Linked DNA regions of Mus musculus: region 2 is linked to region 1. Evidence: chromatin loops called from intact Hi-C (ENCODE). Cell type or tissue: left cerebral cortex. All regions are shown on one strand.

Region 1 (8,000 bases):
TTGTGCAGTGCCCCAGGACTCTTGAGAACGTGAATGCATTTGAGAGCAAATTGCAAGGGATTGAAGCCTTGGTTTGGGTAAGAATGGAAAAATCTAGATGCTTAGCCAAGGCAGTTCTGAAGGACTTTGATCTGGATATCTCAGGAGAATGAACTTGAACCATTCCAGCATTCACTGGTTTTGGACAGGCAAAGAATATAGTAAAGAAATAAATAAAACCCAGAATTTTTAATGGGTTTTTAGAACTTCCACTTCTGGCTGCAAGTGGGAGACAAAAGGCAAATAGATATTGTCCTAAAAATGCTAAGCCAGGATTTTTTTTCTAACCTCAGAAAAACATTGGGGTTTGATGAGGTTCAGCTTTGGGGCAAGTTTCAGGACAGTGTTTGTTCTAGCAACTTCCTCCCTTCTCTGTGGAAAGTCTGTTGGAGTCTGTTGTGGTTCTGGAAGCCAAGCTCTGAGGGCTCTAGGCTTCAGTGTCATGAGACGGGCTCCAATCTGTCATTTGCGTCTCTGCCCACATTTTCTTCAGTGTGTTTTTTGGACTGGGGCCTTCCCAGACAAGTCCCTACATGAAGGAGAGCCCAGACCCTTTCTCATCCAGTTCTTTCTGGAAGGGCCTCCATGTTTATGCCCAATCTCCCTGAATCTCCTGAATGCAACAGTCTCTGCTCCTTTAGAAGGGTGATCGCCCCGTTTCTGCCTGAGTTATGTCCAATTCCACCATTCAAGATGTGCCTTGGATCTGGGGACATTTTTTATATGTTGACTCAGGGCATGAGCTGCATAACTCATTCAACTCTGGAAAATCAGTACTGTCTTGGTCCTAGAGTTTAGGATACATCTTCTGCCAGGGGGGAAAAATGGTGACGTCTGCTGTAAAACAAAAGAGAAGAGGATGCAGGAATGTCTCCAGAGTGTAGCACCTGATTTTGTGGGCCCAAAGTTTTAATTGCAAGAGCCAAAAAAAATAAAAGAAATTTTAGGAAAGAGGATGGAGGAAAAAATATTTTGTGAGACTCTAATATGCTCTTAAAACGTTGTCCTACAGTCTTCCTGTAGAACCTATTTACATTTAATATCCATGATATAGTGTAGAATTCACACTGCCATGAAGATTGTTGGACTTAGCTCAGAGCCCAGTCCCCATCTCCTTCCACTACATCCACTTTCGTCATAATCACTGTTTACACACTTGCCTACATTCAGCAAAATACACAGTAATGCACTTTGTAAGATACATCGTCGGATTCTGTTTGTCTTAATAAAATGAATATCAAATTTAAAAGTTTTTAAAGTCTACTGTTACACGAGTTCTGAATTTATCCTCAGGGGATGCAACACCAGGGATTGGAACTTTTTAGTCTTTAATTTATTTTTGCAGCAGAAAACTAACAGTTTTATGTACTGACATTTAAAGCTTGAATGGTACATTAGTGTAATTTTCAAGATTTCAACATGAACATCGATTTCATATTTTTTTAAAGACTACAAAATTACTTCTCTTTTTGGGTATGATAAATTTTCATTGCGGCACAGAGTTCTTGTTTAAAAAAATCTTTTGTAGAATTCATATGCTAAATATCAAACCTGTAAGTGTCAAGCTTTGTAAAAATATAAGGAAATTAGTGCTTTCAAATTTATTAGCATATAGAAGCAGGAATTTTGTGGCATACATTTGAATACTAAAAGTTTTACAGTGCTGTTAAATGCAAGAGACATTCAGCAACTCTTTTGAACATTGAAATCACCAAGCTGGGGGCTATGAGAGACTCCCTATCTAGACGGTTAGTGTAATTCAGTACGCCGGGAGCCAACTGCATTGCCTGTAAAGGGGTAGATGGTGAGATGCATGGGGTAGACAGTGGAATGCATGGCTTTGTAGGTTACATGATCTCTGTACTTCACTTTGATCCTTCAGAATGACAGGTACCACAGACAATACAAGAGAGGACGATGGTGGCAGTGGTTTAATATTATCTTATGAATGTGCACTAAAATTTCATAATTTCCACATGTCATCTTACAGACATAAAAAAATGGCATTCTCAGCTTATGGATCACATCCAAGAAGGAAGTGGGTTGAATCTGTTGTCCCATCTTGTGGAAGATATATAAAGAAGAGATTAATGTTGTTATCATACATGTGATAGACATATGGGGACTGAGAATTGAGTTTGGCATTTCACAAGTCCCCACTAAAGGGAAAATTCAACTACGCCAGAGCTCTCAGATAATTTGGCAATAATCAAAAACTCCGAGTGTGACATTCTACTGTTCAGATTGCTTCCATGACTAGATAATACATTATAAATGATAAAAAGAAAATAGTATTGATAGAATACAATATGCTGTAGTGCTTTCAAATGCAGTCATACTTCATTTTGATTATGCTTCATTATATAGCATCTGGGAGGCATGATATTGCATTTGGGGGTATACATTGAAGGTTTGTGGTAACTCTGGTATGAACAAATAAATGGGGGGTTGTTTTCCCCAGAAGCAGTGTTCATATGTATCTGTGTCATACCCCCCCACATGTGGTTTGTTTCTTGAAACCTGACTGGGGTGGTGAGGGAATGAAGAAAGACCAGGTACACAAGCAGCAAATCAGGAATCAGGTGGGCTGTGCTTGGCTTGTTGAAGGTACACCAACTATGTAAAAACCCGGAACCTCAGATCATTTGGTATGTGTGGCACAGGGAGGAAGAGCTAGCGTTAGCTGGAGATCTTTGTCAGGGAGCATTCTCAGCCTGCAGTCATTCAGGAGAAGAAGCTGCAGTTGTTAATTCTTGAACACTCTGGCCAGTCACTGGCAAAAGATCATACTGGCACACTGCTCACATTTGTACCCAGAGCAGAGGAATGTTTTGCTAATTCCCTGAGCCTAACTAGGGTAAAGCTTTGCTGCTCCTTATAGACCTGAGGCATCAGGGTCCTTGACATGGATGGCTCCGCCTATGTCAACATACACATCCGCTCAGGACTTCTTTGCACACCCACTCAAGGCTTCTTTGGTTCCCCATACTTGGCAGGTCTTGCAACATTTCAAACTTTTTCAGGATTACTCATAATATTGGCATTCAATCAATTAACCCTGATGTAGCCTCTAAGTGTCCATGCAAGGAAGAGAGTTTGACTCTAGTTTATACACGAATGGAAAGAGTGCAAACCAGCCTGACTGCTGAGGTGGAAAGTGTCAGTAGACTGGAAGGGAGCCACCATAGTATTCTCATGAGTCAACACCTAATGCAGAACAACACCCTATCTAGTTCCACTTCCAAAATCTGTAAAAAGTGAGGAATCTGCAGAAGGAAAATATACTGGTAACATAAACTGGTTGAGAAGTTTTAGGGAAGAAAGCCATCTTGATAACACAAAAGTGTGGGGGTAGGGAGAAAACCGTGAGAGATGATTTAGAACTGATGTGTTTCTGGAAGATCTAGCCAAGATCAAAGGGAAGGTAGCTGGGCTAAACAAAACAATCACCACGTTTTTGGTGTGGACAAAACAACCTTCCGCTGGAAGAAGACACCATCTAGGGCTTTCATACGAAGATCGTCAATGCCTGCTTTCCAAGTCTCAAAGGACTAGATGGCTCTTGTAGAGGTTAATGACTTTGAGTTGAAGCCCCTGATCTTCCATTCTGAAAACCCTGGGGGCCCTTGACAATAATACTGTGCCCACTCCTCTTGTTGTCTACATATGAACAGCAAAGTCTATCCAGCTGCTTGCAGGGCTGACTGAAGATTTTAACCCCTCTACTGAGACCCACTGCTCAGAAAAAGGATTCTCTGCACGTGGTTGGTCACCCGAGAGCTGAAAACGTACAGTGACATGGATGCTGCCATGTCTCTAATACAACTCCCGCTCATGGAGAAACTCAGCCTTTCAAGTCGTTGTATTTAAGACACGCATCTCAGTGTAGACAGTGATCCTGCTGACAGACCTGGGGGAAGGAAATTGAACACCTCTGGAAAGAGTGCTAGGTGCTGTCAAAGGCTTGTGTGTGTGTGTGTGTTTCATCAGAAGAGGTCAAAATATTTACACTAAAAAGGGTTTGGAAGAAGTCAATTCAACCCTTCATGGATGATGGAGACGAAATGAAGACATTAGTGTAGAAGTGACTGGAGAGGTGGTGAGAATAGCAACAGAACTAGAAGTGATGCCTGAAGAGATGCCGAATTGCTTCTGTGTATGATAAAACTGGAATGGAGGGAGCATCACTTCTTACAAATAAAGCATTTGTCTTGCACACCAGTAGCTATTGAGGCAAAATTGAGTAAAATTTGGACGGCTTTCCAATCTTTCCTTACCAACTACAATTATGAATACTTTTTTTTAAAAGTCAATTCTTAACGTGGCCTTTTGTACTTCAAAATATGTGTGCTGTTTTTGTTGTTCTTGTCTTGTCCCTAGGTATTAACTATTGGAGCACTGTGCTATGTTTTTTTTCTTCCCTTCAGACAACAATATACATAACAGAGGTAACGTTTGCTGGATTTGTATGTGTTTGCTTCATTCTGGATTGACTTATTGTAATTGTTTTGTTTTCAAGAAGCAGGCATCACTTGTATTATTGACGCATCTCAGCTTAGTGCCTTGTTATTTTATGTGGAAGTAAATATGGATTTGACCTTTTACAGGAAAAAGGAAAATGGCATCTTGAGCTGGGATATATACCTGCTGAAGGTGCTGTGTACATTGATGAAATGATAATAAAAGATTTAGAATATCACCTTGGCTTTATTAACAAAGCAGAGGCAGACAGACTTTTGAGAGGACTCTACAGTTACCAAGGCTATAACTTATGCAACCCACTTCATTGTAGCATTAACTTTATGGTGGCAGTCTGTAAAGGAACTTCTGGTATCTCTCAGCTATTATGTTTGCTATTTGCTAGAATTCCGAGATTGAGGGATTGAGATCTCAATTTCTCTAATAGGCTAGTTCTGCTCCTGAGACTCAGGGTGGATGTCAGCACAGGCTTACAGCCCTCCCCTACCCAGTCCAGCTACAGAGCACATTCACTGGTTTCCTTGATCTCAGTTGTTCATTCTGTTTTTATTCTGTTTTCCTATTGTTGTAGAGCAAGGTTAGAAACTCTCTTATGGTCTCATGGTTTCACTGTCTTAGTCTTGTCTGTGCCAACTGTCTTTTCCTTGTCTTTAACACCTAAGTTAAACTCCAGTGTATTTTCCAAGTCTTCTTTGACCTTCCCAGAAAAATTCTCTTTCTTCTGGCTTTGATGGCCTGCTGTATCTTCAAAAGCCCATTTGATCCCATTTGGGTGACCAAGTGTATATTTTCTATATCCTATTAAACCAAAGTCTCCTTAAAGTATCAATCTCCTTTTATCCATTTGTATCCGTTACAGCATCCAGTTCAGCAGCCTCAGTACTAGACTAAACACCAGGCAGGATTCATCTCACAGTAAGAGCTGTTATTGGAGAAATATAAGAGAAAAATTAGTTATAGTCATGTCATTGGGTTCAGTATATTTTCACTGAAGTCTGTAGGCTGTATATACTCTCATCCACTCATTAACTCATTCAGCAACTGTGCTCTGAATATGAATAAAACAGCAAATTTCTGTTGGGGTTTCATAATTGCGAACTTACTTATATCTTATAATGTGTGTGTGTGTGTGTGTATGTGTGTGAAACAAATTTATACTATACTAGTTAATAATAAGTGCTTAAGAAATGAAGCAAGGTACAGGGTTAGATGCCTAGAGGAGAATAGCCCAATCTGGACAGGAACATGTCTTTAGGCAGGAAGGTACTTGAACAGAGACTAAAGGGATCAGGGAGATTAGACTATAGGGAGATTAGACAGCCGAGGGAAGGTTATTTTAGCTAGACATGGTTCAACAACAGCCTAAGGCAGAAATTTGGAAAAACTGACGTAGAAGAAGAAAAGATTTAAAAAGATGTGAGAATTTTACAAGTTACAGTAATAAGGTTTCCGGAATAAGAATGAAACCAGTGGGTGTTTGGAACATAAAGTGACAGAACTTATCCATGTTAGAACTCATGTGGGCTGCACAGTGTAACTCTCCTTTTTGACCATCTCCTCTCGTAAGACGGCGATGTGTCTTAGGCACCCCCACACTCTTTTCCTCATCTTTGGGGGGGGCAGGCTCCTATTCACTATCCATTAAATAATCCATGTTTACCCAGTATACTGACTTCAAAATAGAAAAGTTCCCTGAGTTATCACGACTTCAATGATACAATTTACTTGTAGAACATTCTGAGATTTCTCTATTTATTCCGTGGAGAATTGTTTTGTTTTGTTTTGTTTTGTTTTTTTTATTTCTATATTAATCCACAAGCTAAGGCTTTAACTGCAATAAATGTGAAATGTCACAGCCTTTCTTCACAAGTATCTTGTCTGAGGATAATACTATGAAGGCTTTGAAACATAGGCAAGGGAACAGCATTCTAATTTTGGCTCTGTAAATAGTCGCATGATCTTTGAAAGTGAAATAACCACACACCCATTTCTTTGGGGAATATTTACTGTTCTCAGCACCTGCTCACTGTCAAAGGACAGACATGAAAACAAAGGCAAAAACTATAGCGAGCGAGGTGGTTACTGAGAAAATACATGCAGAAACTTTGAGTGTAACCATCCCCAGGTGGCGGGGGTTGGGGGGGATGTCAGAGACTCCAAGGCTGAGGTCACCCAGAAAACACTGATCATATAAAAGTGTCAAGTGCTCAGGGAATTGTAAGGATTCTAAGGATGGGATGGGGTACAGTAGTCAAGCACATGTCGTTTTGTTTCCTGCAACTCATTTTTGAAGACGCCATCCTTTATCTGTTCCATGTGGTCTCCATTGTTTGGAGCTGTGTCTGCCTTGTCCACAGTATGGTCAGTTAGGTCATTAAGGATGACCCTTAATAGTGACTTATCCAGCTGGACCATGCAAATGAGTTAAGCAGAAGACTCCTGTGGAATTTGCTTAAAAACACTGGGAGAAGTACATCTCTTCCTTAGGATCAGTAGATGTAAGAATTTGTGTTTGCATGTGACAATGATCATGTTTCCTGCCAATGAGAGGGAACTTGCCTGAGAATCACACATAGCGGGATCATAGAGCTCACATTTGAGGAGACATATACAATAGCTAGCCATCTCACTTGAAGACAGTATTTGTAACACCCCAGGGGCACAGAATTCTAGAGGACCTCCAGTGAGTTCAGCAAGACTTAAAGAATGCACAAGAGGAGCGTGTTACAGCCACATCTGTGTAACAAAGAAAGGGAAGGACAATGAATGCTAGCAGCCTCAGATTATCACACTTTCTGTTCAAACTAATATTTGTTCATGACCAGGGAATCCTATCACTTCTTCAGCTTAAGTAATTTCTGAATTAGTCATTTATGCTAAACATATTGACATGGGGTGGGGGTGGGTTCAGGAAAACACAGGTAATCCACCAGTCCTCTTCCTTACAACCTTTGTTCCCCAGTAAGGTCAAGGTGGACTCTCTTGGGAGAATATGTGCATATTAAGAAAGAATATTAAAGCCATCATATTAGTTTGATACAAAATTCAACTGCTGTGGTAAGAACACATGTATATATGAGCTACTTAAACAGCTAAATGTGTCTTTATAATTAGCATGGGCTTTTGTTTACTTGAGTGGATACTTTGAAGTGTTTTAAAATGAGTGCTTTCTCCTGAGAATCAAAATAGTCTCTTGAAAATTTTATTGACACTAATAATTAGCCTCCTAGGTTCTTTGTGTATTGACAATGAAAACGTTAATTGCCCTAATTTTTAAATTAATGAAGATTTAATTCTGATTTTATTGTACTCAACTTCCTAATGAATCAGAGAGAATATAACCATGTGGAAAGTCTAGTCTTCATGTGGAACATCTGTTACGAAGAAATTCTACTTGGAAAGCTTGTCTGCTCTATTAACCCATCCCTGTTGCTCACTTGGAAGAAGAGGGCCTTCACTTTCCACTGTAAGAAGAAGGTGAG
Region 2 (8,000 bases), 180 kb after region 1:
CATATTGTTGTTCCTTCTATGTGGCCCCTTCTGTCCTTACTCCAGCTACTCTACTGGGAACTCTGTACTCAGGCTAATGATTGGCTGAGAGCATCCACCTCTGTATTTGTCAGGCACTGGTAGAGCCTCTTAGGAGACAGCTATATCAGGCTTCTGTCAGCAAACATTTATTGGCATCCACAATAGTGTCTGGGTTTGGTGACTGTATATGGGATGGATCCCCAGGTGGGGCAGTCTCTGTTTGGCCTTTCCTTCAGTCTCTACTCTACACTTTGTCTCTGTAACTCCTTCCATGGGTATTTTGTTCCTCCTTGTAAGAAGGATCGAAGTACCCACACTTTGGTATTCCTTCCTTTTGAGCTTCATGTGGTATATGAATTATATCTTGGGTATTCTGAGCTTCTGGGCTAATATCCACTTATGAGTAAGTGCATACCATGTGTGTTCTTTTGTGACTGGGTTACCTCACTCAGGATGATATTTTATAGTTACATCCATTTGCCTAAGAATTTCATGAATTCATTGTTTTTAATATCTGAGTAGTATTCCATTGTGTAAATGTACTACATTTTCTGTATCCATTCCTCTGTTGAGGGACATCTGGGTTCTTTCCAGCTTCTGGCTATTATAGATAAGGCTGCTATGAACATAGTTGAGCATGTGTCCTTATTACATGTTGGATCATTTTCTGGGTATATGCCCAGGAGTGGTATTGCTGGGTCTTCAGGTAGTGCTATGTCCAGTCATCTGAGGAACTGCCAGACTGATTTCCAGAGTGGTTGTACCAGCTTGCAACCGCCAAAAGGTGATATTCCTGTCTCAGTGAGGCCTGCATGGAATACAAGGACTTTGGGGTCAGTGCCAATTACAACATACATGATGGTCAATTTAATGCCTCAACTTGACTGGATGACAAGGTATCCAAATATCCTGCTAAACATTATTTCTGAGTATGTCTATGAAGATGCTTTAGAATAGGCTCAAAGTCTGAGCTGATGGATTCAGTGAAGTAGACCGCCTTCCTTGACTGTGAGTAGGTGTCACTCTCTCCACTGAAGGGATAAATAGAACATTAGACAAGAAATGGGGAACTCTCTCAGTTCAGCTGCATTCTGATCTTCTGCTACTCTTTGCCTGTGATTTATAGCACCAGCCCTTCTGCTTCTCAGGCCTCCCATTTCAGAATGAGCCATACCACTATCTTCCTTGGGTCTCCAGCCTACAGACATCATATCATCATAACCATGTATGTGTTTGTGTGTGTGTAGAACCACGGTTTCAGTGGGATAGTTGTTTATTCTACCTCCCCTCTAGTAGGTACTGAACCTTAGTTACCTTCCCCAGTAAGAAGAGAGAAGAAACCCCCCAAAAATGTCAGCCAGTGGAGAGACATGTCTCCCCTTTGTCACAGCCTCCCATTAGCCCTTCCCTCTGGGAGACTGTTAGAAGTGGTACAGGACTCAGTGAGCTTTGGAAACCTCTCAGCAGAACCACCACTTGCAACAGCCTCTCATTCTATCCAAGGGGTACTTCTATAATGTGAGAAATTTGTCAGTGCCATGGAAACAGGGTGGAAAGGATAAAGGGTACATTTTTCTAGAGGAAAAAAATACTTACAAGGAATAATAACCAAATGTGGTATATTATTCTTTAATAGATCGCATAAAAAACATTCTGAGGCGACTTCTGGGGAGCATTAACACCAAGGTATTAGCAAAATCAGGTCACTAGAGTCAGTTTTCTTATATGTGATCACTGTACTGTACTTATGTAGAAGAATATCCTTATTTATGATGCACACTGGATTATAGCAGGTGGTACTAGTTCCCAGGGATGCTGTAGCAAATTCTAAGAAGCCTGGTGCAAAACAGCAAAAATCCATCCATTCATTGTTTCTCAGTTCTAGGAGCATGCACATAAAATCAAGGTGTTGGATGGTGTCCCTTCCTGCGCCTCTGAAAGAGAATATGCCCTTGCTTGGCCCAACTTCTGCTGCCTCCACATAACCCTTGGCTTGTGTCTGATAGCCCCCATATATGGCTTCTATTTTCACACTGTCCCCTTGCCTTCTGTGTATGTTAAACCTTGCTCTACATTCCTCCTGCAAAGAGACTTGCTATTGGATGCAGGGCCTACATAGATAATCCATGATGATTTCTTCATCTCCATATCTTTGAGGTAATTATACTGGTAAAGACTTCAAATAAGGTAGCATTCCATCTCTTAAGAAAGGTTCACAGGTTCAGGGACTTAGAATGCACAAGTGCCTTTTTGAGATCACCACTTAGCCTTCTCTAGAAATGCAATAGTGTCTGACATTAGGACATCTGAAATTTACTTGAAGGTGTCTCAACAAAATAAATATAGATGAAAAATATAAAAACTATTGATTGAAGATACTAGTTAGTAGGTAAGTGTGAGGAAGTTCAGTGTACCATGATAAATTATTTTTTTGCTTAAAATCTTTATTATGAACCACATTAAATTCCTTCATTTTATCAAGAGACCCTCATTTACAGGGCTTTTGATTTTCTAAGAGGGCAAAGTATGGACACTGGGGACAATGTTTGAGCTGATATTTGGCTCTGGGGGGAAAAGATTCATTTGTTTTTTGAGAATTAGATGAAATTTTGCATATTAAGTTCCACTCACATCACATCAAAATACTCCCCAAATATTGACTACATTCCTGTGGCTGTGCCTATTTGATGAGTCTTGTAGAAGCTGCCCCTCCAATAGCCTACCATAAGATGAGAGAAACACCTATGGGAGGAGGACCCAGGAAGTCTGTAAGTTGCACACACTGTGTGTGTGTGTGTGTGTGTGTGTGTGTGCCTGTGTATGCATGTGCATGTGTGCGCTCTCTCACATGTGCATGTATAAGGTACATAGGACATGCAGAATATAATGTAGTTGCATAGAGTTTAGGATGGGCTTAGAGTAAAGAATGAGGCAGGGGCTGATGAGACAGGAAAATTCTAGAACAAGAGCAATAAGCACAGACAGCTTTCAGGCAATTGCTTACCAAGCTGTGGCTCAACACTCATTTCTCTGACACAGTGCTGCAGGAGTGAATGCAAATTCTAAAAACCCATCACATGTAGAAAATTGCTTCAATGGTAAGTGGCTGTGACTCACCCTAAGTAGAAATCTATTTATCAGGCTTCTCTGTACTAAAACTCTTTCTTAAGAACAAATATTCTGTCTTGTGAGGAGGTTGCTGTTTCTGGAGAGTCGGAGGAGGCGCCAGGATGATCTTGCCATCCCGGGGAACACCATTGTTCCAACAGAGCAGAGCTAACCTGCTCTGAGGGAGCACCCTGGTTGCCACCCTCTCCTCCCACACTGCAAAGTGTCAAAGCATCTCTAAGCAATTCATATTTCATATTCAGAGTGTCATTTCATTTTTAGATGAAGAACATGAGGCTTTTGCCTCCCTCACATTTTCTCCCGCAGTCACCAAACATGTGCAAGATCAGGCAGAAGAGAAAGAAGAGTGACAAACATTTAAAGATGGCACACAAGTCATCCCCTCCCTGGAAAGACCTGGATAGTTTTTGGAAATGACGTTTTAGAATTACTCCTTTACATTGCTGCTTTCTGATCACAATTGAAAGAATTCAAATAAGAGATAAAATAGCAAATGCTAACATTTAAGATGAAAACTGCAAGGTTTCAAGAGTGTCAATAAAACTTTAATGTGACAAAGGCAACTGCAGATGAGCTTGCCATAAAACTGGTGTCTGAACAAGTTCCAGGGCGATACCATACTTCGAATCAGAGGGGTACAGTGACAGTTCTTAAACATGGCCATACTTTAATTGTTGTGTTTACTAATTGGTGTGACTAATTCATAGTAACCACCGAAGTTTGAGAACCATCAATATAGAGAGTATTGATTTTTCTCAAAGTCACAGTGAGACTTGAATGGCTTCGATTAACATTAACTGTTGCTAATGGCTCAGTGTTAGGACTTTCTAGAGTACTTTCCAATAAAGACACAGCCCAGGATTGACTCCTGGTAGTTCCCCTTTAATTAAAGAAGGACCCAGGCAGTGCACTATCTCAGAGAAAAAAAGAGGGAGGTAGGAAAGAAAGAGGGAGAGTGGAAGAAGGGAGGAAGCAAACAAGGGTCAGGGGGACAGGGAGAGGAAAGAGGAAAGGAGAAAAAGGAAGAGAGAAAGAGAGTGAGGGGAAGGAAGAGAGGGAGGGAGAGAAGGGAGGGAGGGAGGATGGGAGGGAGAGAAAGAGAGAAAAGTAGGAGGAAGAGGAAAAGAGGAGGAGGAAAAGGAGGAGGAGGAGAAGGAGGAGGAGGAGGAAGGGGGAGGAGGAGAAGGAGGAGGAGGAGGAGGAGGAGGAGGAGGAGGAGGAGGAGGAAGCAGCAGCAACATCTGCAGCAGCAGCAGGTTGCCCATACTCACCTGGTTGAGAAGGTACCGACCAAGCTGCCTACAGTATGCCCATCATCTTCTACAGAAGCATATCGTCTGAGGACTTGAAATGATGGAAAACTGGACTCCTCGTTATGCTTAGCTAAGAACTCAAGACCCTGAAGTTAAATGGAATATAGGGTTAAACCCACCATCTATAGATATAAAAATAAAATCCAATAAAAGTAACAGCAAGCATAAAACCAAGACTTTCTAGCAAAGATAAGAGAGAACAGCCAGGCAGTATTGGTGCTCATCTCTAATCCCAGCACTCAGGAAGCAGAGGCAGGAGGATTTCTGTGAGTTTCAGGCCAACCTGGTCAATAGACAGCCTGGGCTACTCAGAGAAACCTTGTCTTGATAACCAAAATGCAGGGCAGGACACACACACACATGAACATATTTTATAAACCCTGATACCAGACTTGTAGTTAGTTTCAGATTACAAATGAAGATTATAAAAGTTTGGGAATACACAGCTCAATAGTCTGAGAGGAACAAGAAGTGCATTTTCTCCCTTCCACTCGACTCGAGCCCCGGGCTACCTTGCCAGCAGAGTCTTGCCCAACACCCGCAAGGGCCCACACGGGACTCCCCACGGGATCCTAAGACCTGTGGTGAGTGGAACACAGCACCTGCCCCAATCCAATCGCGCGGAACCTGAGACTGCTGTACATAGGGAAGCAGGCTACCCGGGCCTGATCTGGGGCACAAGTCCCTTCCACTCGACTCGAGCCCCGGGCTACCTTGCCAGCAGAGTCTTGCCCAACACCCGCAAGGGCCCACACGGGACTCCCCACGGGATCCTAAGACCTCTGGTGAGTGGAACACAGCACCTGCCCCAATCCAATCGCGCAGAACCTGAGACTGCGGTACATAGGGAAGCAGGCTACCCGGGCTTGATCTGGGGCACAAACCCCTTCCGCTACACTCGAGCCCCGGGCTACCTTGCCAGCGGAGTCGCCTGACACCCGCAAGGGCCCACACAGGATTCCACACGAGATCCTAAGACCTCTAGTGAGTGGAACACAACTTCTGCCAGGAGTCTGGTTCGAACACCAGATATCTGGGTACCTGCCCTGCAAGAAGAGAGCTTGCCTGCAGAGAATACTCTGCCCACTCAAACTAAGGAGAGTGCTACCCTCCAGGTCTGCTTATAGAGGCTAACAGAGTCACCTGAAGAACAAGCTCTTAACAGTGACAACTAAAACAGCTAGCTTCAGAGATTACCAGATGGCGAAAGGCAAATGTAAGAATCCTACTAAGAGAAATCAAGACCACTCACCATCATCAGAACGCAGCACTCCCACCCCACCTAGTCCTGGGCACCCCAACACAACCGAAAATCTAGACCCAGATTTAAAAACATTTCTCATGATGATGATAGAGGACATCAAGAAGGACTTTCATAAGTCACTTAAAGAATTACAGGAGAGCACTGCTAAAGAGTTACAGGCCCTTAAAGAAAAGCAGGAAAACACAGCCAAACAGGTAGAAATCATTAAAGAAAAACAGGAAAACACATCCAAACAGGTGATGGAAATGAACAAAACCATACTAGAACTAAAAGGGGAAGTAGACACAATAAAGAAAACCCAAAGCGAGGCAACGTTGGAGATAGAAACCCTAGGAAAGAGATCTGGAACCATAGATGCGAGCATCAGCAACAGAATACAAGAAATGGAAGAGAGAATCTCAGGTACAGAAGATTCCATAGAGAACATCGACACAACAGTCAAAGAAAATACAAAATGCAAAAGGATCCTAACTCAAAACATCCAGGTAATCCAGGACACAATGAGAAGACCAAACCTACGGATAATAGGAATTGATGAGAATGAAGATTTTCAACTTAAAGGGCCAGCTAATATCTTCAACAAAATAATAGAAGAAAACTTCCCAAACATAAAAAAAGAGATGCCCATGATCATACAAGAAGCCTGCAGGACTCCAAATAGACTGGACCAGAAAAGAAATTCCTCCCGACACATAATAATCAGAACAACAAATGCACTAAATAAAGATAGAATATTAAAAGCAGTAAGGGAGAAAGGTCAAGTAACATATAAAGGAAGGCCTATCAGAATTACACCAGACTTTTCACCAGAGACTAGGAAAGCCAGAAGAGCCTGGACAGATGTTATACAGACACTAAGAGAACACAAATGCCAGCCCAGGCTACTATACCCGGCCAAACTCTCAATTACCATAGATGGAGAAACCAAAGTATTCCACGACAAAAACAAATTCACACAATATCTTTCCACGAATCCAGCCCTTCAAAGGATAATAACAGAAAAGAAGCAATACAAGGACGGAAATCACGCCCTACAACAACCAAGAAAGTAATCATTCAACAAACCAAAAAGAAGACAGCCACAAGAACAGAATGCCAACTCTAACAACAAAAATAAAAGGAAGCAACAATTACTTTTCCTTAATATCTCTCAATATCAATGGACTCAATTCCCCAATAAAAAGGCATAGACTAACAGACTGGCTACACAAACAGGACCCAACATTCTGCTGCTTACAGGAAACCCATCTCAGGGAAAAAGACAGACACTACCTCAGAGTGAAAGGCTGGAAAACAATTTTCCAAGCAAATTGACTGAAGAAACAAGCTGGAGTAGCCATTTTAATATCGGATAAAATCGACTTCCAACCCAAAGTTATCAAAAAAGACAAGGAGGGACACTTCATACTCATCAAAGGTAAAATCCTCCAAGAGGAACTCTCAATTCTGAATATCTACGCACCAAATGCAAGGGCAGCCACATTCATTAGAGACACTTTAGTAAAGCTCAAAGCATACATTGCACCTCACACAATAATAGTGGGAGACTTCAACACACCACTTTCTTCAAAGGACAGATCGTGGAAACAGAAACTAAACAGGGACACAGTGAAACTAACAGAAGTTATGAAACAAATGGACCTGACAGATATCTACAGAACAATTTATCCTAAAACAAAAGGATATACCTTCTTCTCAGCACCTCACGGGACCTTCTCCAAAACTGACCATATAATTGGTCACAAAACAGGCCTCAATAGATACAAAAATATAGAAATTGTCCCATGTATCCTATCAGACCACCATGGCCTAAGACTGATCTTCAATAACAACATAAATAATGGAAAGCCAACATTCACGTGGAAACTGAATAACACTCTTCTCAATGATACCTTGGTCAAGGAAGGAATAAAGAAAGAAATTAAAGACTTTTTAGAGTTTAATGAAAATGAAGCCACAACGTACCCAAACCTATGGGACACAATGAAAGCATTTCTAAGAGGGAAACTCATAGCTCTGAGTGCCTCCAAGAAGAAACGGGAGACAGCACATACTAGCAGCTTGACAACACATCTAAAAGCCCTAGAAAAAAAGGAAGCAAATTCACCCAAGAGGAGTAGATGGCAGGAAATAATCAAACTCAGGGGTGAAATCAACCAAGTGGAAACAAGAAGAACTATTCAAAGAATTAACCAAACGAGGAGTTGGTTCTTTGAGAAAATCAACAAGATAGATAAACCCTTAGTTAGACACACTAAAGGGCACAGGGACAA

What was found. Peaks named below come from ENCODE experiments on the same cell type or tissue, not always from the same donor. Only the 100,000 strongest peaks of a DNase experiment are listed, where the experiment ranks them.
Region 2: a loop joins it to region 1, with 2.4 times the contacts of the local background. A loop is called at or near these places in 2 of 42 quality-filtered maps.

Annotation. Positions count from the first base shown.
Region 1 is chr6:6,307,360-6,315,359 of GRCm38, forward strand. Gm20619 (predicted gene 20619) reads left to right here. Exons shown (of 4, transcript NR_136905.1): 2 at 7,849-7,995. Gm34749 (a long non-coding RNA gene) reads right to left here. Exons shown (of 3, transcript XR_868783.2): 3 at 5,186-5,440. Among named protein-coding and RNA genes, the nearest start is that of Gm34749, 12 kb to the right of the region's middle. In left cerebral cortex, no CTCF peak of the experiment used is centred here; DNase peaks (open chromatin) are centred at 4,967 and 6,010.
Region 2 is chr6:6,485,067-6,493,066 of GRCm38, forward strand. No RefSeq gene overlaps it. Among named protein-coding and RNA genes, the nearest start is that of Gm52889, 76 kb to the right of the region's middle. In left cerebral cortex, no CTCF peak of the experiment used is centred here; a DNase peak (open chromatin) is centred at 3,273.